2 separate regions of the Homo sapiens genome follow, and region 1 is linked to region 2. The links are chromatin loops, found by intact Hi-C in ENCODE. Cell type or tissue: dorsolateral prefrontal cortex. All regions are shown on one strand. Each heading gives the region's core, and the rest is flanking DNA. Links, peaks and the distances in the headings are about the cores only.

What was found. A loop is a pair of places that touch in the nucleus more often than their neighbours do. Peaks named below come from ENCODE experiments on the same cell type or tissue, not always from the same donor. Only the 100,000 strongest peaks of a DNase experiment are listed, where the experiment ranks them.
Region 1: a loop joins it to region 2, with 2.7 times the contacts of the local background. A loop is called at or near these places in 6 of 110 quality-filtered maps.

What each region holds. Positions count from the first base shown.
Region 1 is chr13:106,412,155-106,424,284 of GRCh38, forward strand. No RefSeq gene overlaps it. Among named protein-coding and RNA genes, the nearest start is that of LINC00460, 42 kb to the left of the region's middle. RefSeq lists an enhancer at 11,038-11,683. In dorsolateral prefrontal cortex, for the core only: no CTCF peak of the experiment used is centred there; a DNase peak (open chromatin) is centred at 4,730; H3K4me3 peaks cover 431 bases.
Region 2 is chr13:106,485,018-106,497,147 of GRCh38, forward strand. EFNB2 (ephrin B2) reads right to left here. Exons shown (of 5, transcript NM_004093.4): 3 at 10,731-10,823; 4 at 9,864-9,977; 5 at 4,728-8,411. The coding sequence ends at 8,023. It overlaps LOC124903247 (a long non-coding RNA gene), which reads left to right and starts at 3,428. Exons shown (of 2, transcript XR_007063940.1): 1 at 3,428-3,618; 2 at 4,278-4,783. RefSeq lists enhancers at 7,463-7,963, 8,111-9,310. In dorsolateral prefrontal cortex, for the core only: a CTCF peak has its summit at 7,145; DNase peaks (open chromatin) are centred at 6,174, 6,644 and 7,094; H3K4me3 peaks cover 2,500 bases; H3K27ac peaks cover 2,500 bases.

The sequences.
Region 1 (12,130 bases), core at 3,340-5,839, 75 kb before region 2:
CATCACCGGTTTACCTTACAGTGAATTAAGTCATGTAATTACAATAGCAAGCATCAACAGTTCTGGGAACAAATATAACTGACTTTTGGTAAGCTTACAACTCAACTATTTAGAAGTCTGAGAATACAGAAATGGGCCAAGCAGAGAATTACCCAGCAACCTTCCACACTCAGCCTGTGGTGGGCCTGAGTCCTGTGCTTCATAGCACAAATGGGGAAGCAACCCAGTGGGGGCACTTACAGAGACCCTGGAGTAACAGAACCTGGGAACTGGACAACTTCATGGAGTCTCATACCCCGACTCCTCTTCTAGTAGAATTCCTATGTTGGATTTGTAACACTCTTTTTAATTCTAGATTTCAATGATTCAGTGAAAATCCCTGACAGTGGGTATCTAACAGTTGCTGGATTCTTCCTGGTGATAGGGTTTTCCATGCTCACAAGGCAAGCCTGTTCCTTTCCCAGATGTTTTCATTGGTGAGAAGCACCTGCATTTTTTGGAGATGCACTCTGCCTCCTTGCAATTCCCATTTATTTTAGCCCTTAGGAGTTGTATCTGTCTTCTAAATACAAAGCTTATATTTTATCCGTCAAACATCTAGAGACATTTTTCTTAATCTTATGTATCACCCTCATTCTTCTCTTCATTCCTCCTGCCATAGGATCTCACATCATTTTTCATCCTAATTGCCTCACTCTGGACACATTGTATTTTGCCAAAGTTCTCTTCAAATTGTAGCCCCCAGAACTGTCATTCTGCAGATCTCAGCTGACCAATCCAAAACAAACTGAAACGACACCTTTCCTGATTCTTTACATTTCCACTAAGATAACTAAAAATCACCTTGATGGCTCTCAAGCAAAACACTCAGATCTTTTTTCAACCCACAAGTATGTGAACAAGTTGGTCCCAGATTCACATTTTATAATATCAAAGACAAAGTTCACTTGAATATCACTTGCCGTTTTGAGTCTCTCACACAGTGTAATATGTGTTTGTGTCAAGTCCACGTATGTCATGAAAAATAGTCCATAAAGGAACGACATGAACTCAGCTCTGCAAGTACCAGCTGTGTGATTTGCACCGGAGTTCCCAAATTACAACCATTCCCTTACGACTCTTGTGACACTATGTCTTAGTACTACCGTTCAGTTATTTAACTAAATCAACTCATTTTCCAAATTGTAAATAAATCATTTAAATAGAAATTTTTATTACATCAGCACCACAAGGCAGGGGAAAAAAAAAAAGAAATTTTTATTCCAATAAAGATCCTCAACAACCGGTGCGCCATGTCTCAATTCTCACCCAACACAAACTGAACTACTGACCTTCCCCCAAAAAATCAGCCTGAGGGTCAACTTTTCCATCTCATCTGATGACAACTCCATCTTCCAATGACACAGGTAAAATCAAAAGACATTTGATGGGATCATTTTTAATTTTTCTCTTTCTGATCCAATTGATCAGAAAGTCTTGTTGGTTCTATCTTCAAAATGCAGCAGAATCTGATGTTTCTCCCAGATTTTACAGCTTCACTCTTAGTCCAAGATCCTCTCTTGCCTGGATGTCTGTAACACTCACCGAAGTGGTTTCCCTGTTTTAATCTTTGAGTTTAAACTCAACAGCCAGAGTGATTTTTTAAAAATATAAGTTGGTGCATGCCACCCTCCTCAAAGCTGCCAAATGACTTAAAGAGCACTAAGAATAAAGGCCAAGCCCCTGTAGTGTCTCCCATTTCTGAAATGATCTGTCCCCACTCCATCTGCTGTCTCTTTGACCTCATCTCCTATGCCTCCCTCCGCTGCTGCTCACCCCACACCAGCTCGCTCGCTGTTCCTCTAACAGCCGGGCACATGCTCACAGGAAGGATCACAGGACAGATCACAGGAAGGACGTGGCCCTGGTTGATGCTCCTGCTGGGATGATCTTCCCGAGAAGTCAGCCTAGCTGGCTCCTTTGCCTCCTTGAAATTATCGCTCAAATGGCACTTCTCCGTCACTTCTCTGACTTCTCTGTTCTAAATTGAAACATCCCAATTCCCAATCCTCTTTACCCGCTCCCTTCTTTTCGTTTTCCCATGGGACTCATGACGCTCTAATAAGGTATTTTGTTTTGTTGTTGTTGTTGTTGTTGTTGACACAGAGTCTTGCTCTTTTGCCCAGGCTAGAGTACAGTGGCAAAATCTCAGCTCACTGCAACCTCCACCTCCTGGGCTCAAGCAATTCTCATGCCTCAGCCTCCCAAGTAGCTGGAAGTAATTACAGCCGCGTGCCACCCCACCTGGCTAATTTTTGTATCTTTAGTAGAGACGGAGTTTCACCATGTTGGCCAGGCTGGTCTCAAACTCCTGACCTCGTGATCCACCCGCCTCGGTCTCCCAAAGTGCTGGGGTTCCAGGCGTGAGCCACTGCACCCGGTTTTCTATTATGCTTTCTAATTTACTAATCTAACGGGTCAGGCATTTATTTCTTGTCCCACCCCCTCCTATGAGGAGGTAACCCTGCAAGGCCTCCGATCTCTGCTTTGCTCACTGATGCATCCAGAGCCCCCAGAACCATGCCTGGAGCACAGCCTGCCTGGTGGTCTTCTCCACCTTCATTGAGCAAAGTGGCTCGAAAATTCCTGATCTGCTACTTTCCATATCAGCCAGAGGCTGCATGTTCACACCAGCGACGCCGACCCCACCTCCACAAAGAAAGAAGAAGACCACCTCTGCCAGGCCCTTCGCTTCATCGACACAGACCTAGGGTAACTCACTAAAGCTCTTTGCTTCCCCTGCTTACTGCAGCCTAAAGACAGTTCTTTGGAATAAGGAGCTAGGATATAGTACAATTTTGTGATAGGCAAGTACCTCATTTTTATTATGCAGTGTGCCTGAGGATAAATTTTGTTTAGAGCTCCCTGTTTTTCTGATAGATATATGACCAGTGTGTAGCGCTCAGAGCTAGTGACATAGAAATAATTTAACAGATGTAGGGATATGATTTTTCTCTTCCACTGTCTCTCTCTCAAACATCTTTAGTTTCACAGCTTCCTCACCGCAACACCTTACGTTTCTTATATATTACTTCTCAACACAGTAAGTCTGTTAAAGTATGAAGAAACCTAGGTGAAATTTTTCTTCTTCCTTGGAATATTCTTCTAAAGCCAACAGGAAGATTTAGCTGCAGACCGGCTGTAGAGAATTGTGACACAAATATAAAATGTCAAATAAAGAATAAAAGTGTTTATGTTGGTCCCTTCCTGAACCTACAATAGCTCTATAACAAATAAAGTAAAATAATCAGAATGAAGTAACAGCTATAACAAAAAAAAAATGGTTAATTAGCGAATCCTATCCCAAATATCCGAGAATTATGAATATTCAACCTCTGATGTGTAGAGGGAGAAACCTTACTGAATCCCATGTGTGAGTACCTCTGTCACTATCTTGAGTTGGGTATTTATAGTAACTTACAGCTGCAGATTCTTGACTGTACAGCCGTATGTTTTATTATTCGACCAGATGTAGGCCATAAAACTGTTTTATCTATTCTGGGGTTTGCTTAGTACTAATAAAATAAACTTCAAATCCCTAACTTAGTGGCTGTTGTGATATTGTAACACTTCAGCAAAGTACAGTTTTGCTATCTGGTACACTGAAAATGTTCTAAAGTCAAAGTGTACTTGGAAAGATATATTTCTGCTCCTAAAGATTTCATAAAGACCCTTGCAATTTGGATGAATTGTGCTGTGCAATGACTTGTTTTTCTATTGATTTCTAGGCTGATGGACCATAACCTTCATTGATAGTTCATTCTGGCTTCCTCCAGACTGAAAAGGAAATAGCACTGAGTCTCTTCTCTGCCTTGGAGCCTACGTTATTGATATTCTTTCATCATTATGTAGGAACATAAAGCTTCTGTTATGTTGCAATTATTATGTGTCTTTACTAGAATGTAGTTAGTGAAACAAAAATAGATGAGGCAGCCCACCACAGGGCTGTCCTGCTGTTCTCTGTTACACTGAGTACAATACACAGAGCTCAGAGAAAGCTCCCCAATCATGCTGATTTTTTGGCAACAGTTGCACAAAAGAAATCTTTCTGAAGTTCTCAAAAGTGAAAATGTCATAATTAGCATTTCAACCCAATAGGAGCTATGCAGAAGAGTTGAGTCAATTTTCATACAACAATGTATTATTTTAACTCATCTTTCTCTAGGTACTTTTTATGAATTTCATACCATTTTTAAGAAATGATATAATGAAACAAGATTATGAACCTCCTATGGGAAAGAGCTGACAAAATTTTGCCAGATTTTAGAAGTCTTTTGAGATTTCTTGCACTAGATTTTATCTACCTGCCCAGACCATGGAACGTAGTCCTATCAACCTACGACTATTGAGATTCCTTAAAGCTTACGAAGTTAAACATTCATAGGAACAAAATCTTTTATGCCTTTTTTTAACTTTTCATTAAACGGAAACAAAAAGATCTAATGATCACGCATGCTCACCAAAATAGATATTAACACTTCTGAGAATAACCACTGAAAGGCAGCATAAGTTAATTCAAAGTCAGGATGGGCATGAGAGAGCTCACTGGGTTTACTCCCTGTGATTGATAACAATTACCTGCCATTTGCAGACTATTTCTTGTTCCCTCCCTCTTTCTCAGTACTTCCTGGTACTGACAGGGACCACGTGACTGGTTCCAGCCAATGCAACGCAAGTAGAAGTGATGGGTCACTTCTGGGCTGAGTGTTTCCCTGGGGGTGCAAATCCCTCCAGAGCTGTCTCTTTCTCTGTTACAGCAACCAGTTATGTGCAAGATGGTGGCCACTCTGACTACCCGGGTAACAAAGGGACAATGCCACCACCCAGGATGTACATGAACCTTTCTTATTTTAAGCCACTGACATTTGGGAGTTGATTCTTACTAGCCTATTCTGACAAATTTTTTTAAATGATTATTTTTGCAATAAACTGATTCTTCATTTTGCCTTATAAAGATGGTTATCTACATTAGAAACAGTATACAATTTGGGCGGGTGAGAGGTGCTTCATATCTCCGGGTTAATAATGTGCAGTGATGAATAGGCAGAAAGCAGGAAACAACCGTGGCCACGAAGATAGTTGTTTTTCTAAATCAGGGAACTAGAAAAGCCTTCAGATTCAGACGGGGCAAAGACTGGGGCTAAGAGTTACCTGTCCCCAAATTCCTTTTGTTTTATAAGAGAAGTCTGGTTAAAATGAACTTCAGAAGTTGCTTTGAAGAGGAAAAATCGGGGGAAAGGAGACAAAATATACAACTAGAATCGGCTAAGTAGGCAAAAGTACCTGGTATTTATATTCTTATTATAGGTACATGAATTTCAGAACTTTGATTTTTCTTTTTTCTTTTTTTTTTTTAGTAACAGCTGTGACTTACCATTTCCCCCAACTACTGCCGGCTGGTCAGGGAAAGAAATCATGAGACTGCCGAGCCGCTTGCTCTACCCCGGGGAGCGACAGGAGAAGCAGGTGTGGCTGAAGATGCAAAGGTCTGAGGTTCCTTTGCTGCGTGTCAACTCCTGGCCTCGCAGCTGTGAATGCCCAGCTTTTTACCTTCTCCGTGTTATGACGACAGGAACACTCACATTTCACTTGCTCAAAATAACGTGCATGTCATACGAAAAGTGAACTTGATCTCTTGAACTTCCAGAAAACCCTCATTTGCAGCGGGTGAGCTTTCGTTTTTGGAATACAAATACAATTTAGGATCCCTCTTTACACTCTGGCTCTGCGTCATCCCGCAGCTTCTTCAACAGATTTTCTTTTTGCCCATGGCAATGTGAAACAAAGTTTTGTTTTTTTGTTTTTTGTTTTTTTTTTTTTTTTGCTTCCCAAAATGACAATATTGAGAACATCTGGTTTGTAGCCATCTTAAAGTTTGTTCTGCAATGCCATTAGGTTTAAACATCCGTCATTAAATCAAGGGATTGACAAAATGCTCTGAGTTGAATTGCAACAGAGGGTACTACATAATTATCTTTTTTTTGGAAACAAATTGAAAAAGAGTTAATTGTCTCTTCTTGAAGAGTGTGGGTCCAAATCACCAAAGGTATCTGTTTTCTTTTCCAAATGAGAAAATGTATTTAATTTATTCTACTAATTTTCCATTTTCTGTCCCACTGACTACTATATTTAATTATTCTAAATCTCTCTCCACATAAAGACAGTGATGCGCTTCTGACAGTCATTACAAAGATATTGTTTTGTAAATGTCTTTGCCTATTTGAAAAGCACTAAAAGTTTTCAGCAGTTTTGCCCCCCACTGGTTTCCTAGGCAGGCACGGATCAATATGTCATTTGATAAAATACAGTGCAGGGACACTACCCCATCAGAGTCCGGGTTCTCCTGACGTCTCCTGGTGCCAGCATCTTGCTCTGTTTTCACGTTCTCCGGGAAAGAAGAACTGATCAAACATAACGTGCACTGTGATTAGCTGTTTAAGCTGAAAGTGATAACAGATGAATATCATTAAGACTCCAGGACCTCTTAAATCCAGAAAGAAAACTAAGGCTGGATGAGTAAAGAGGCTGGCAGGTTGCCCTTCAGTACCCAGCTGAACAGCTCATCCACTGTGAGGGAAGTCATATGCGATTGATTAAATATAAGCTCTCTAGACAGCCTGATACCACTCCCAAAGCTTTTACAGTGATGTCTTTCCCAAGTGGTGGAATGAAGCAGCTTTTCTCTGCTTTATTGGGAAATGGGAAAACCCTGGTGTCTTCCTTTTATTCCCTAAGTTCAAGCTGCTTTTAGTTATCATTTATGTAAAGGATTAGATAATGTGAGAATATTTATTATGCTTGAAAAACATCATTTTTAGTCAAATTTTAAAGTTTCAATTTTTATTTTAAAGACGGGGGTACATGTGCAGGTTAGTTACACGGGTAGATTGCACCCAGATAGTAAGCATAGTTACCCAAGAGGTCGTTTTTCAACTCATCCCTCCAAAAAAATTTTTAAAAGAATTTGCTTCTTAAGAAATCTAGTATATAGAAACACTATCTTTTCTGTATGTAATTATTTTTAGTTTGGATAAGATACCTTTTTTTGAATGGTTACTAAATTATTCAGAATGCTAGATCCCAAAGCACAAAGAAAGAGAATAAAAATTAAGCAAAAGCAGGGTCTTTGTGTAAGGAGGAGCTGTGGGGTTCAAGTCAGGGCTTCACCCCTTAACTAGTTGGGAAATGTGGGCCAAGTTTATTTAACTTTGAAGTCTATTTTCTCAACTCTCCAATGTTAGTAATAAATCCTATTCCACACGGTTGTTATGAACATTACATTAGATAATGCTGATAAGGAACCTGGCAGGGAAGTGCTAAATAACAAGTAGCTATTCCCAATACTTCCAACAATTTTTTTTCTTAATTTTATTTTAACTTCCAGGATACATGCGCAGAACATGCAGGTTTGTTACATAGGTGTATGTGTGCCATGGTGGTTTGCTGCACCCATCAACCCATCCCCTAGGTATTCAGGCCCGGGTGCATTAGCTATTTCCAACGATTTCTGAATATCAGAATCATTTCTGAAGATCACTGAATATCTGGTGGACATCTTCGTTGCTGTTTGTCATAGAACATGTGATCTTGGCCCCCAGGTTTGTCCTTTTCAGGATGGGTTTCTTTGAGGCATGACTTTAAATGATTTTTGTTTTTCCATTTTTATAATAACTAAGAGTTTCACTTTTGTTCTTGGTTGGTGGGGATTTAATGAAATGGAGAATTGAGCACCTTCCCAATTAAAGTTGACCAACCAGGCACACGAAAGACATTGACTTTTCAAAGCACAGAGACAGCCTGAACCCATTATGCATGTGAACGGTACCACACATCAAAATGTCCCATTTAGCCCACTCAAAATTAGCATTAAAATAAAATGGGTAGGTAGACACTTTTTAAATCTTTTTAAAATTTTGAGGAACAAATCAAGAGAGTAGTTTACAAAGGCAACCCTTGGGCATTGCCTTCCTTCCCATGGAGGAGGGCAGAGCTGACTGCGTGTAACCAGGTTTCTGCTGACACCGTCTTCCCCCATCTCCCATCTCAACTGCTGAGTAGAGACAACCCTTCAATTATTATCTTTACTTGATTCTCAAATCCATAAACACGATGTTAAAGGAAACCTCAACCCCATAATGAGACGTTGTAATACTTTGCATCATGTTTTAAAAACATTTTGGCTCTGATCATAAATGGGGAGGATATTGTTTAAATAGCAGTACCTCCAGTGAATACAAAAAGATTCCTAGAGTTATCTTCCAATACTTCACAAAAAGCAATTTATTACACAAAATGTTAGGATGTTTTTATCATTAATAAGAAAATAACTTGATTTTTATAAAATGAAAAAATCATAGCCATATATGTGATTATAAACATATAATTTGTATGTGGTATTCATACTGGACTCTATCCTGTCCCCAGCCTACATATACTAGGACTAAATATTACCAGATAAAACACTGGTACAAAACTAGAATATGGGTTTTAAATTAAGCAAGTCTAACTTTCAAATTGTATGCTTCCTTATGCCATGGATAAGAAAACATTACAAAATGTAAAACCTTCTTGAATTGACACTTCAAATTTTCAAATGAATTCAGCCTTTTTGAGGTTTGAATTCCAATTATTTTGGACAAAATGGCACTTCCTGGCCTTGCAGGGAAAAAATATTCTTAAGGGGGCTTCTTGAAAATCTTCCTAAAGGATCCTGTCCCTCAGGATGCTTTCCAAGGCAAACAAAGTCTGAAGAGATGAGTGAAAATTAAGTCGATCCCTACAGATTAACTTCCTCCAGGGATCAGCCCCACCTGGATGTCAAATGGCCTAGGAACAGTCCCACAGGTGTGGTTGGTATTTGCTTCTAGGGTCAGTATCCTCTGATATAAACAAACTAAAGAGAACTGAGTGTGTTTTTCCTTTGGTTGAAAGTAGAAAAGGCATGAGAAAGGAATCTTGTTTACCCTAATAACTTCAAAATATTTATGAATATTTGAGTTGGGTTTAATTTCTTTTTAATCTCATCTACCTTATGATGGAAACTGCAAAGCATTTCCCCTATACTCCTTAGATTTTATAGAAGCTTGGCAGAAAATTTAGTATTTTCCAATGTACATTGGACATAAATGTGGAATTATAACAAACTATACTATTGTTAGCATCTGGGGCTATACTCCACTTTCATAAATAATGTAAATTTACTGACCATTCTGAGGATAAACACCCAAAGATAAACAAATAAAAGTAGATGCTGGTAGCTTCTATTTAATTTAATAGACGTCCAAACATTGGAAAATTGCAAAGCAGCAAAAAAAAACAAAAAAATGTTATGGGGATTGCCCAAAGAACAGGTAGAATTCTATCAGCTCTATTTTCTTTCTTACTATAATTTTTTTCTAAGTTCCCTAAAGATATTTAATGGGAGATGATTACACAGGGAGTGTGTACAACAGCTGATTTAAAAGCAGGTCAGAATCAGATTTAATGATTTAAAAATTACAATTATGATTACAAATACACGGGGGAAAACTTACACATTGAAAAAAACTATCAAAGAATGAAAATACAGTAAAGTGTTAATAGTTTTTTACCTTTGGGTGATGAGTCCGTTACAGTTTTGATTTTGTTTTTGTTTTATGCCTGTTTGTAATTTGTGTTTTCTGTATTTAGCAGTAACTAAACACACATATGTAATCTTTATTTTCATGTGAATTATTCAAAGGTAAATGACATAAAACACACACATACGTATATATATTAGAAAATAACTAGGTGAGGTCATGCCACAGACCTTTTTTTTTTTTTTTTTTTTAGACGGAGTCTCGCTCTGTCACCCAGGCTGGAGGGCAGTGGCGCGATCTCGGCTCACTGCAAGCTCCGCCTCCCGGGTTCACGCCCTTCTCCTGCCTCAGCCTCCCGAGTAGCTGGGACTACAGGAGTCCGCCACCACGCCCAGCTAATTTTTTTGTATTTTTAGTAGAGACAGGGTTTCACCATGTTAGCAAGGATGGTCTCGATCTCCTGACCTCGTGATCCGCCCGCTTCGGCCTCCCAAAGTGCTGGAATTACAGGCATGAGCCACCGCGCCCGGCTGCTACAGACCTCTTTAAGAACTCTACTCTTGATAATTGTTTTGGTCTGTTGGTAGAAGTAAGACTATGACATAGTTGAATGACTATATTTACTCTGTGCATTTATTTTGCAGTAAGACTTTCACTGGCAGAGCGCTGGCTTGGTCATTTTGGCGTGCCTCTACTGTCCTAATGTCTCAGCAGGACCTCAAACTCAACATGTCCAAAACAAATACAATTATCCTCCCCTGTGCGGAGTGACACACGCATATATCCCACCTAAATCCGCAGCTTCTGTAACTAATGACAGAATTATGCCAGCCTTAAAAGTTCTGGAACAGTGGCGGGCTCTTCCCTTCTTCCTCGCCTCCTACTGTGAGATTCAGCAGCCCAAACTCGCTTTGAGCTCTCTTGATTTCCATTGCCACTGCTCCGTCTCCAGGTTCATTCCCTCTCTGCTTGACTGTTACAGTAGCTTCCTCTTCTTCCTGGCTCTACACTTTATCCTCCTGACATTTAATACAAACAACTCTTCTGTCATTTGCCCTTAGGAAAACCCCCAGGTTTTTTAGATAGGCCGTCTACTGTCCCAGCTTTGGAGGTCAGGAGCTGGCTGTCACTGCCCCTGAACAAGCCTGAGCTTCCCTCTGGTGCCTGCACATGGCACGTGATTCTCATGCTCCCCTCCCACCGCTGCCATTTAAAATATTTGCTGTTCCCCAAAGTGGCTCTTTCATGATGATCACAACCCAATGTGAGTTCCTCCTCTCCTTTGAGCCTCCCTTAGTACTTTATCTGTGTATCTCTCTACATCCATCAAAACCTACCACAGGAAACACTTACCTGTAAACTCACGTTCTCACACGGGAGGCTCGGGAAGGGTAGCCACTCAATTCCTCTTCTTTGCATCTATGCTTTGCACCATGTGAGCCTCTTACCCGCATTGGTTGAATTTAAAAATATGGATTGCCCTGATACGAAAGATTCTGCAGACTGGAAACCTGGAAATTTCCATTAATAAGTTGATATCTGTAAGGCTCTCAGAGCAGCGCCTGGCACGTCGTAAGCACTGTGTAAGTGTTATCCACTCGTCCTATTAGCTATTAATCAGAGCTCAAATACAGGGAAAGGCAATGAATGACTCAGATACTGAACTATGTCAAAAAAGTGAAAACCAAATGGAACAGACACATCTAAAATTCAGAGCCCACCACACACATCACAATGTGGGACCCCAGCAAAAAGCCCAGCCCAGCTGAAAACAAAGGTTCCTGAAGTCTGAATGCAAACAAAGGCCAACCTAACGACACCTAAGGGGAGGGGAATTGGAGAATGAATTCCCTGGGGGGGACTTCCTGACCCTTTCTGACCTCCAGACTTAGCCCGGGGCTTGGAAAGTCACTCAAGACAGTATCTTTTATCGAAGTGACTGGTGAGACCAGTCCCAAGGGGAAGATTGACCTTTTTACTTCTTTATAGTGAAAAGTACAATGTGGGAGGGGAAGGTTAAGCTAACCCAGTCTCTGGAAGGTAACTCCCCTTCCACTTTCTATTGCACGTTTGCAAGAGTTTGTCACCGTCACCTGAGAGAAGCCTGCCTGCTCACCCGCCCACCCGCCAGCACTAGGCCTGTGGAAGGCCTGGGAAGTAGGGTGCAACCACTCCCTTCTCAGCTGAGTGCAAAAGAACCACAGCTAGCCCAAGTTGTTCTATAAACCCCTGAGAAAGAGCCTTCTTGGGAATACGGAGCGTCTAAGGTTCATTCCCAGAAGTAGTGACTGCAATTAACAAGAAAATTTAAAATTTTCAATTTCAGGAAAATTTCCATTTTAGGCAGAAGCCAGAAAAGAAAAAGGAATAATTCTTCCCTTATGTACAAGTTCGCCTCCCATTTTTTTGCAGGAAGTAATCAGCTTCGTGGTACCTCGTTTGAATCAGAAGTTTAGAAATTTATGTAATGATGAGCCTTGTTATGAATCTTAATCAATATTTTTTTGTCCAATTTTGTAAGGAAATAGAAT
Region 2 (12,130 bases), core at 5,951-8,450:
AACAGTCTTTCAAATACACATACACATTGTAATGTGGGCTGGAAACCAGTTGGAAACTTTTTGATTTGCCCTTTAAGGCTGGAGGCAGGCACTTGAGGCAAACTCCTAAGACGTTCTGAAGAGCAGAACAGCGATTCTAAATTTAGCATCTTAACCAGCCAGTCGGCATACATGTAATGAAAGATTTAAAAGGAAAGAAATTGAACTGGCAGTAACAGAAGATACAGGTGGATGAAAAGACAGCTACAAATAGACAAACACCTTCCTAAAACAATGCCCAAGGAATTCAGACCTAGAGCAGCTGTAAGCCTTCTTCCTTCCTTTCTCACCTGCATCCGAGATGCCTAATTGCTGTTCATGAGGTTTTAAAATTCCTAAGTGGACCGTGAGTTCCCTCATAGGAGGAATCCTGTCTTTCATGTTATAATCTCTAATATTCAGCACACTGCCTGGTAGATAGTAAGTGCTAAATAAATGATGTTATATGAGTGGACAAATTAATGTGTGTGTGTGTATGCATGCATGCACATGTGTGTGTGTTCGTTATATGAAGCTTCTAGACTTATCAATAAGCAAGAATCTGCTTAGGTGAGCTCATTTTGAGTGTCTCAGGCCCATCTAATGAAAAGGTGCTAGCTGAGGGTGACTGAAACCAGTGCTGCCTCTGCCTCTCCCCACGGCTCCCTACTAACCTGTGTGTTCTCTGCTGAAAACAGAGATGAGATTTTTGGATTTGTTGTGTTTTATGAGCTACACTTCAACATTAGCTGCATGTAATTGACCTAAGTCTTAGGAAGTCTCAATGAGTATCCGAGGGAGTCCACGTTGCAGATGGCTGGCCTAAGTCAAGGACCTGCTATGTGGTTTGCCTTGGGTCACATGAAGAAACAGAAGTTCCAGACAGAGGTGCCCCAGATTCCACAGGTTCTATGCTTTCTTAGCATGTAAAGGAATCTAAGCTATACTAGTTATTCATGTAAAACAAACAAACAAAAAAGTTGGAGTTATGTGTATAGAAACCTGTCTCACATCTTTTTTGTCATCTTGAACATCATGCAGGTCACTCAGTTGATGAAGAACTAAGAGATCAAATACTCCTAGACCCACTGGAAGATAGAGCAAGCTGTGAGCTCTTCCTGGAGCATTTTTTCCCAGTTGATGAATCCCAGAGATAGAAATGAATTTTGACTACTTTTTTTCTTCGTTTAGTGTTGTGTTAATGAAGCCACTGCACAAAAATGATATACCTGAAGAGGATTCTTGGAGTATTCAGTTTAAGATTCTAGGTAATTTTAAGCAATTTGCTTTGAGGAAATTTATCTCCCCTACTGTTCTTGGACGTTTTAAGATAAGAGTCATCACGCCTTTTAAAACACACACACACACACACACACACACACATACACACACATACACACACACACACACACATAAACACATACACACATACACACACATACACACATACACACATACACACACATACACACACATACACACACACATACACACACCCCTGTAATCTCTTTATTAAGCATGAATGGCACTTAGTTAAGAAATAATAGCTCTATTATCAACTAAAAGATGTTTCTCAATTCTACAGTTTTCTGTCACAGACTACAGAATTAGAGGTGTAAATAATAAAGGAGGGATAAGGATGTGTTCCAGATACCAGCATGAACAATATTCAACAGGAAGTTAAATTAATCTTGAGTCTACAAGGAAGACAAAGTCAAGTTGGGCTAAGTTAACTGGTGGAAGGGGACACCGTGACCACCCGACACGTTGCCTGGCTCGTGGTGGGTCTTTATCAGACAGTCACGTAGAAGAGTGTAGCGAATGTGCTCGGACCCCGCCTGCAGTGGCCTGAAAATGTTTTTAAATAGAGATAAATGATTCCACTTAACAATTAGAGGGAAGGGCTGGCAACACCAGCTCAATCCGTACATATACATCGCTGGTTCTGAAGTCTTTTTGGATTTTGATTCTAGGGAGGGGTGAAGAGCCGCAGAGTCCTGGACCCCGGGCCCTGGGCAGCGGGTTCTTGCTGGAGGCAGTGGGTTCTTGCTGGAGGCAGTGGGTGGATGGGCATGCGCAGCTAAGAGGTGGGGCCGACTGGGCACCACCTCCGCAGACTTCAGAGCTGTGTCTGCAGCACACTAGGACACGGAGAAGCTTGCATGGAGATACTTTTGTACAGCTGAAAATGGTGATGGCTTTTTGCTGCGAATCCTGCAAAAAGGCAAAAGCGACCTTTGGTATCTTAGAATCCATCCCTCTCACTTTACAGGTGAGGCTCTGAGGCACAGAACATAAAAGGATCTGCTGAAGGTCACAGCATGAGTCAGTAGCAGAAATACAGCCAGAAACCAGGTGCCCCTTTCATGATTTAACACCTTTGTTAACTGTCTACAACTGGCCAGAAACTGTGCTGCTATAATTAGTATTATTTTCCTTGTGCCGTATGCCTGTGTACCTGGTGTATACCTGGAGAATTCTTGAGGGGGTTGGTTGTTTTTAAAGATATGGTTGACTTCATATGAACACTGTTTTAAAGAGATTCCACTAATCAAGTTATCAAAGTATAAAAATCTTAAGCTGCATGTATCGTTAGCTTTTGGGACATATCTAAAAATGGATTAACCTACCTGGTTTGCTATATTTTGTTACAAATAATGCAATATTTTAGTACCCCCCCCTCAAATCACTGATGAATGATTCTCTACCTGGAATAATGAATCGGAGTAGGAAATACTCTTTTCCATGACAACACTGAAAATTTGCCTTCAAGTAAGTGTATAGTGTAAATATCACAAACGTAATTCAAAAATCCATCCAAAGTAAAAACCAAAGCAGTAGCACATCCAGGCTAGTGTCCTTGGTGCTGCAGTAGCTACTGTGTCTCCTGAGCCACCTGAGACCTATTTGCTACCCAACCAAAAAGTAGGGTAATGGTCCTTTTTCTTTTTCTTTCTTTTTTTTTTTTAACCTACATTAGGAAAGTGAGTTTTACTACTCTGGAGTTTACTTTTTCTCTTGCTAATTCTTCTCTGGGTTGGGTTCAGAGACTGACAGTAAGCTGGACAGCAGTTACCCAGAAAGGAATACTTTATTTTTTCTCATTTCCATTGCGAACCTTTATCCCAGGGTTTGAATGGCCATCTGCTTTGCCAAAAAGGGAGTTGATAAGAAAGAGAGCTGGCTGCTGGCTGAGGGACGCTCGCCTGTGCAGAGAAGTAACGTGCTCAGAGCAGGCTGGGCTCACCTTTGAGACAGAACAAAGGGCATCTGGTTATACGCCCTCTGCAAGGAGCTTCTGCGTGTGTTCCTTCTTCCCAGGTGAAAAGAACAAGTGGACAAATCTTGTTTCTTAGCTGAGCTTGGCTTACTCAGAAAACGTGGTTTAAAAACAGGGTCCAAACCATGACATTGTGTATTCGGTAATTTATGTTGTAATAGGTACCACAAAGTAAAGGTTGAAAATGCATGATTTCACTTTGGTTCTTTTCTTTTGCCCAAACTAACTAGAAATGACCTTGGTGCACACGGTCGAGGGTTCAGCTTAGTGGCTTGGCCATAAAATTGCATCCATCAACTTGGATCTGCAACTGAAGGCAGGTGGGTGCAGCAGGAGAAAATCCTGGAACAGATGAAACTACGATTCTACCATCCACGAAAACCCTGGGCCTCCGGGGATTGTTGTTGTTGCTGATGAAGGGAGGCATTTATTTAACAAACATTTCTCTAGTACAAGTACTGTGCTAAGCTGTGTAGATCCCTGTGTCCAAACCAGCCTTTCTTCATCACCTATGGACTTTTGAAACATATGGTTTCTTCCACTGACTGGGGTGTGGTCCTGGGCAAGTCAGTCAGACCTGGGAACTCTTCTGGCTTGCTTCCTGACTCCAGGGGCCTTTTCCTATTCTCCCTACCTAAAATGTCTCACTCTTATGGCAGGGATTAACCTGAGATAATGTAAAGATGTTAGCACTCAGATCTCAAGGGTGTGAAGTTCTCTGCCATGGGTGGGGACTCTTGGTTGTTTAAAAAGCTACCCAGGAAGTATAGTGATCAGTCTTAATACCCAGGACTACAAGAGGCCTGAAAAACAATCACACCCCTCAGGGTACATAGTTACCTTCCCCAGGAAGATGACCACTGAAAGTGTGTTTTAAACTCACAGCTGGCCTCTGGCTTGCCTTCAACCAGTATCTCAAAATGTGCTCTCATCAATGTTAAGTTTTTACAAAAACATTTGACTTTTTCCTTCTCCCTAGGATTATTCTGTTAAGAAAAATGAAGCGATAGACCGCTGCTTTGCTTCTATGGACACTAGATCGATCTGGAATTAAGTGTAAGATAAGAGTACATTTCCCTCTTTTTCCTGAGACAGCTAACTTTGTAGGTAACTATTCTGACTGTGCAATTCAGGTGCCACTAGAGAGATTTTCTGTTGAGGATTATTAGGATTTTATACAATTGCATATTATTTTTGAAATGAGAGTTTGTGGTTTTATGGGGAATAACGAGCTCACGGCTCTTAGCAAAATTAATATTTGTGTGATGTGCACATCCCGATTTGAAAAGTGGGCACACAGTGTCCATAGACAGAAGTCTCTGGATTAACTGTAATTTTGGGGGAAATAGAGTAAAGGAAGGCAAATTAAAATAACAAACAAAAAAGAAAGAAAAATGAAAAGAAAAGAAGAAAAGTACTTTGAAGGCACTTTTTCCATAGGAAAAAAATATTTTATTTTTTTAAGAACAAATTCAGTTTGAAACAGATGTGGAATGTGACTTCACGGATTTCATTTTCTGGGGCTAACTGCAATGTGAAACTAAAGCAGATTTAAAACCTATGACAGGCTATTAAAATAAAACAAAGAAAGAAAAAAATATTTATAACTCAGGCATAATACTGTGTTACTTACAAATTGGACAACGAAATTTTAAATAAATATTCATGGTACATAATTACGGCACAAATATGCAGCAATTTGGCAACCTTTTATACCATTTTTTCCTCATTACAGTGCAAAGGGGAATGACACTGCCGTTAAACAAGCTGTAGCTAAATACATTGCAAAATTCAGATTTTATACAAAACATCTTGCTTAGACTTTATAAAAAACCAACATTGCTCTATGTACACAATCTGGGTAAGAAAAGCCATTTCTTTCTTGTTTTCATGTGTATTTTTATTAAAAAGGTGAATAAGGCTACTGTAACACCCCAAATCCATAGACAGTAAAATCTGAACCTATTTACAGCATCTTCACTGAAACATGATGGTGCAAATTCCAAAGTCGGGTGACCAGGGACGATCATACAAGCAAGGCATTTACAGTAACTTTCCAAAGCTAAACCAACTTCAAACAAAGGGACAGTTGGTAGATTGTCATATTCTGCACCAGACACAAAACAGACGCACAGAACACTTTTCAATTGGTTGCAGGGAACTCTTTTATCAATTCATCTGATTTTTCACAGTTTAGCATAGAACCAAAACGTAGCCAACTGATGATACATACATTTGATTTCATTAAAATCAGACTATTTCCCATTTTTCCCCTTCTCGCCCCTCTCCCCCATCCTAAAAGTAACTTCTGATGGCTTACAAGAAACTCTTGCATGAATGCACAGAAAGGAGAGGTTGGGGTGATGGAAAGAATTACATATGTACTGTGGCTGGTTACCATGGCAACCCTCCACAGAAATATGATATAGATATATATAATATATATTGTAGATATATATTATACATATATGTACACATGTATACCACGCACCCACTCACACATACACACACGCACTTTGGACCAACATCATTTCCAGGTTCAGGAAATAGAGGATCATAATTTCTGTGACAACTCATTTTTGCAGGTACTCACTGGAGGTCTGAGAACCTTAAAATGCTGTCGCTACATTTTTTTTCCCTTCCAATTCAGAAAGCAAAGTGTTACCATAGTAACAGGACTATGTTAAAGATGTCTATTTTGCATAGCACATAAAAAGTAGGTTTCCTGTTTACTCTTCTTGTTTCCCAGAAGGGAGGGGGTGCGGGGGAGGACAGGAGGAGGGAGCCACAGCTAAATCGTCACCTGAAGCCCCCAGTGTGACCTGCTGGATTCTAGAGAACACTTCAGCCCATAAGGCAAGGGAAAACCCAACGCAGAAATAAACGCCGGAACATCTTGTCATTGTTAAATATATGATGCAGTCACATCGGCTTCCTGCTCTGTGGGGCTCGTACTTCCTAGTCTACGGTTCCGTGAGATGCCTTCGGAGGACTTGGTTATTTTTGCATTTGCTCTCATTATTGTTCTTTTTGGAATGATGTTGTTTTTCCCAGAAGTAGCTGTCCAATTTGTTTTTTTAAGCGCTGAGCATTGGGACCACTTAATTGCCACAAATGAATTTCACATCTTCTGGTGTGTACTGTGTGCAACCTTAAAATATATATTAGTAAAAATCTTTCATTTTATATCCCTTGTGTTCTATATACCTATTATAAATACGTCCTATCTTCCTTCTCCCCCTGGACATCATAATTTACTTCCGTCTTAAGGACTCTAAGAGGTCTGCCGTATGTGCTTCACCTTGACACAGAGCACCGGGCGCTGCAGCCTCCATCAGTACCGACCCTGCAGCCCTGGCACCCGGACAGCACCGCATAAACCAAAGTGTCGTAAGGCTCAATCGGGAGGGGAAGGAGGAACCTGGGGGGAGGGGGATCTGACCTACCTTTTATAGATAAGGATTCTTTAATAACAACGATGATGATGGAATTACAGCCTGTTTGACCTTTGGCTTTTCAACTTTTAGGTCAGATTTGGCTCTCTGCTATTCTCCTAAATGCTTTCCCTGTGTTTAATAAAATGTGATAAGTATAGCAGCTGAGTCTGCTTAAAAAATCATCCAAAGCAGACCGACTCTCCTACAGCTCGGAGCTGTGTATCTTATTGCCAGTACCACAACAGTCCTGCCCGAATATATCATCAGCGGCCTACTTTCTCCCTTCCCTCCAAGCCTGTTCCTTTCCCAACAATACCCGTCTTTGTTCCCCGGAATGAAGAGGGGCTTTTCTTCCTGCACATCGCTATTTGATAACAGCGAGTGCCTCCCCATGCACTGGAATCCACTGTGTGTGCTGTCGTGTCTCCTACTGGCCTCTTCGATCTCAGCAAAACCAAAGTGCTGTGCTACCTAATTGCTTTTTTCTTTTTTCCTTTCCAACTTTCTGTTTCAGAGGCAGCAGCAGTGAGCTGCAATTGCAGCCAGCCCTTTCCCCAGCCCCACTCCCTTCTATGAACTCCTAGCCTTCTTCGCAGACAGCCTAGCATCTGGCTAAAGGGCACCTTGTTAGCAAACACAATTTCTATGAACGGATTACCCATGGACTGAAGCTGTTGTTGCCAGCGGCTGGAGGAGGGGACTCCAGACATGAGTGTTCCATGAGTGATGCAGATGTGGAGTGGAGGTCTCAGGTGAGGTGCTGCAGAGCCCTGGGTAACAGAACGAGTGAGACAGTAAGGACTAAACTCTAGAGATCTTTGCACACCTTAACTAGCCCGAGGTCCGTGTGACAAGTCCGGTATGCACTGCGGGGGAAATGCACCCCAGGCAGAAGCCGGCCCTTCCAGGCGTGGCATCCTGGGGCACCTGCCAGGATGCTCACAGCCCTCTCGTCCACAAACCACTGTCTTCCCTTGGCTTCTGCAGAGGCCTGAGTGACCGCAGCACATGGCTTCGAGGAGGAGACGTGGGACGCGGCACAGCAGTCCGAATGGGCGTCTTCTGCACAGTCTTCCAGCTTCCAGGGAGCGTGTGTGTTCACCAAGGCCGAATGCTACAAGACTAGGTAAGCTGTCCAGCGCGACGGGCTCTTCCGAGGAGGAGTGTCCCTCTCCCCCGGTGCTGTGCTTCAGTCAATTCTCCAGCACGCGGGCTCTCAAACCCTCAAGGGAGGCATCGGGACATTAGGTGTCCTCTGGGAAAGCACAGGTACCACCAGGGTCCCTCTCAGACCTTGTAGTAAATGTTCGCCGGGCTCTGCGGGGGCATCTCCTGGACGATGTACACCGGGTGCCCGTAGTCCCCGCTGACCTTCTCGTAGTGAGGGCAGAAGACGCTGTCCGCAGTCCTTAGCGGGATGATAATGTCACTGGGCTCTGAGCCGTTGTTGTTGCCGCTGCGCTTGGGTGTGGCCAGTGTGCTGAGCGACAGCGTGGTCGTGTGCTGCGGCGAGTGCTTCCTGTGTCTCCTCCGGTACTTCAGCAAGAGGACCACCAGCGTGATGATGATGACGATGAAGATGATGCATCCTGAAGCAATCCCTGCAAATAAGGCCACTTCGGAACCGAGGATGTTGTTCCCCGAATGTCCGGCGCTGTTGCCGTCTGTGCTAGAACCTGCAGACGCGGAGACAGAAAAGGTCAGAGATAGTTACTGCTGTCCCAGTGCAGACGGACTGCTTTTATGACCCTTAAAAATGTGAAAAATAAGCCAGGCTTATTACTAACTAGAAGCTGGACTTTGCCTCGCCAATACCTCGTCTAAGAGCTCAACGCAAAAGGAAATGAGAGGTATCTCTAGGAGGGACTTCCCTACCCTCCCAAGCCACAGGGTTTCCTTTGTATCATTATCCAGCAAGAGCACAGACTGTCGGTGACAGCCAGCCCTTGATCTTGCTTCATCTTCTAACCCGTGTCAGCCAGCCTGGGGCAGCGGCAGGGAAGAAAAAGGGAAGTGGCCAATTCTCCAGGTCAGCGGTGAGCGTTTATGTGGTATTGCTCTTCCGCCTCCTTTGAGAAAGGGAGTTTCATGCAAACCTTCAAAGGGCCTGCCTTCTAAAGAAGAGCCCTGCCTCCTGGCAGAACAGAACAGCTCGGGAACGCGGAAGGAGTGAGGGGGCCTGGGAAAATGTTCAGCTCGTAACTCGTCTGTATTATTTGATTTACACTTAAAATATATTTGGAAGGCAGCAGAAACTCTCACACCGAACAGACTGCCAGCCCAAATGTTAAGCACTAAAAAACTGCCTGGCATCATTATATTATCCATTTATCAGTTTGTCACAAGAATTTGACACATCTTGTCATTGAAAGTTAGAAATAACAACTTCCCTCCTTGACTCTTGGAAAGGGATGGAATATTGCTGCAGACGATAAATTTGCACAACGACCAAGCAAGCACACAACAATCCTAATACAAAACTGCTGATGTCTGCTCAACAGCTACTCTATAAAACCTTCATTAGCATGGTAACAAATACAGAACTATTTGTTCCAAGACTGTTAAGAAAACGAAGGTCAACGACGGACAATTTTATCTGGTATTCTACACTTTTGTCAGGGACCTGTTTAATATTTTCTTTTACATGGAAAATGTGAAACAAAATAACGATAACCACCTGAAAAAATACTATTATGCAATATTTAAAAATGTTACCATTTAAAATTTAGAAGAGGATCAATTAAACCCTCTGTGGCTTAGATATAATTAGATGAGGGATTAGCACATTAATTACATATACATTAACATCAGCTTTAAGCTGGAGTTGACAACCAGCTTGATAAAATGTCAGCCAATGAAACCTTTGGCCTGACAGAGTAGTTCTAATAACTGGCACTTACAGCTCATGAACTCTACTCCTTTGAATATATGACTTTCATTGGAATGAGTTATTTTGTTCTTATTGAGTGTAATTAATAATGACTCACTGACAGCAAAGATTCCTGATCACTGTAACTTCCAGCTAATCCTAACTGGTTAGAAGTCTTTAGACTCTGCCCTACCTTTTAAGATACTACTAAGAATGTGGTACCCACAGACCTCCATACACACAGATCATGCTGTTATACCTGGATTTGGTTTTACAAAGGGACTTGTTGTCGAACTTCTTCCATTTGTACCAGCTTCTAGTTCTGGACGTCTTGTTGGATCTTTATTCCTGGTTGATCCAGCAGAACTTGCATCTATATGAAAAACAAATGATTAATTACGGCACAGACATCTGACAATATCTAGCTTTAGGAGCTGCATATATATTTCAACAGGCATGAATAGCAATGAACATAAGAGTCTTTATGCAAAGTACTGTGAAATACAAGAATATAATTTTTCTTTTAAAACAAAATGGTTATACTAGTTATTTCAGAGGTTTAGAACGTGAGGCCATCTGTGGAAACTATAGGGATTCTTGCATTTGGCAGGCAAAGCATTGCAGATGACATTTCAATTTAACTGAGCAAGTTGATTGACTACTATACCAATTTTTAATTAGAAGAATAATTATTTCTTTCTGCACAATAGGTTATCTATATTGGAAAAGTCACAATGAACAAAACTCTTCTGTAGTCAAGATTCAGAAATGAGCAAAACTGCACAAGCTTTTAGTTTTCATTCTGGATATTTTGATTTTGAACCAAAGTGTTTTGCTTTTTAAAAAGAAATATCTATCTATCTATCTATCTATCTATTATCTATCTATCTATCTATCTATCTATGGCAATAGACATTCTACCTTGCTGATCTTAACTCTTAGATCTCCAATAAAAGCTTAGTACATTGACTTGAGGAAATCTGTCAGTGGCTCAAAGTGCAGAAGGGTTTGCTTTGAAAACTAAAAAGAAGAGCGAATGAAGGTGGGCATCGGCAACATTAGCACCATACTAGCTGGGGGCTACACCAGGTCACAGTGGCGTCATGAAGCAGCAGATGGTCTTTACCTTGTCCAACTTTCATGAGGATCTTCATGGCTCTTGTCTGGCACACCCCTCCCTCCTGGTTATCCAGGCCCTCCAAAGACCCATTTGATGTAGCTGATTAAAAATAAAATGGACAAAACAAAAAAATAAAGAAAAATCAGGAAATCAATAAGCCAAGTTTACATGAACATGAAATGTCTGAAAACAATTTGAAAAATAAGAATTCACTCTTAGTCACAAGTTTTCTGAAAGTATGGGGATGCTGAAAGCCAAAAAGAAAAAGAAAAAGAAATAAAGAGAAATGGATATCGGAAACACTGCCGCACGTATGCTATCTGACTCCAAATTTATTTAGGCACTTTCTCCTTCCTTCACAAATGACTGATTTAATGTTAGTCTATAAATAAAAGGGATGGCATCCTTCAAAAAGTCTATGGACTCTTTTGGGGCCAAACTCAGAAGAGCAAAATAGTTAATGCAGCCATTTCCAAACGTGGTAATCATCCCCCCACACCTGCTTCCTCCACTGCAGATTTCCTGCTTCAAGAACAATTAGCTTGACGCTCTGTTTGTCAAGCATCCAAGTTCTGTAAACACTAGACCAGGAGCCTCCCACAACCCTTGTCTTCTTTTTTCAGCCTTATGCATGCTTAAGAAGTATACCAGAAATCAGGTCTTCAAAATCTCCCCTTTTTCCTCCATCGTTTTGTAAATCAGAAGAACATACGTGTTATTACTGCCAATGTCAACCTTAGTCAACCTCTTCAACCAAACTACCTGTTGCGGGAAAACTCTGGCTGAATAGAGGGTTCACACACATGCCCACCACTCATTCTGGGTCCTGTGGCAGCCCTGGAGAGAAAGTGGGGACTTTTACCAGCCACTTGCTGGTGTTCACCAACTGAATTCCCTCTCCACCTCAGCAGTGAGGAGTGGAAGGAAGGACAGAATCATTTTACCATTTTCAGCATTTTTTTTTTCAACAGCCTATGCTCTATTTAAACACATCCTTGTTCTGTCTCTTTAGACCAGCGAGGTCTCTGAATAGCTTTGTAACTCAAGCTGTAAAGAGATAGGCTGCCAGGTACTTTAATGAGAAACAGGCTTTGAATTACAGTTCAAGTTCCAGGAGAGAAAAGAAGGTGGAGAGTGCTAGACATTTTCATTCCCCTAAAGTTCAAGGGGCAAGGAACAAAAGTGTTTCATATACATTTCTGCAATTTAAATCCATTTTCTACCTGATTATCAAAGTCTTGGCTTGTAACACTGTACTTTGCAAGGGACTGAAAAAAGGATTGATTTTCTGGTAAAAATAAATCCCAAAGACATTCTTCTAATGGGATTGTTTGTTTTCCAAACAGTAGGTCAGCAAACAAGTTCTATATGCATTTATGGTAGAAATATGCATTCCACTGAAATTA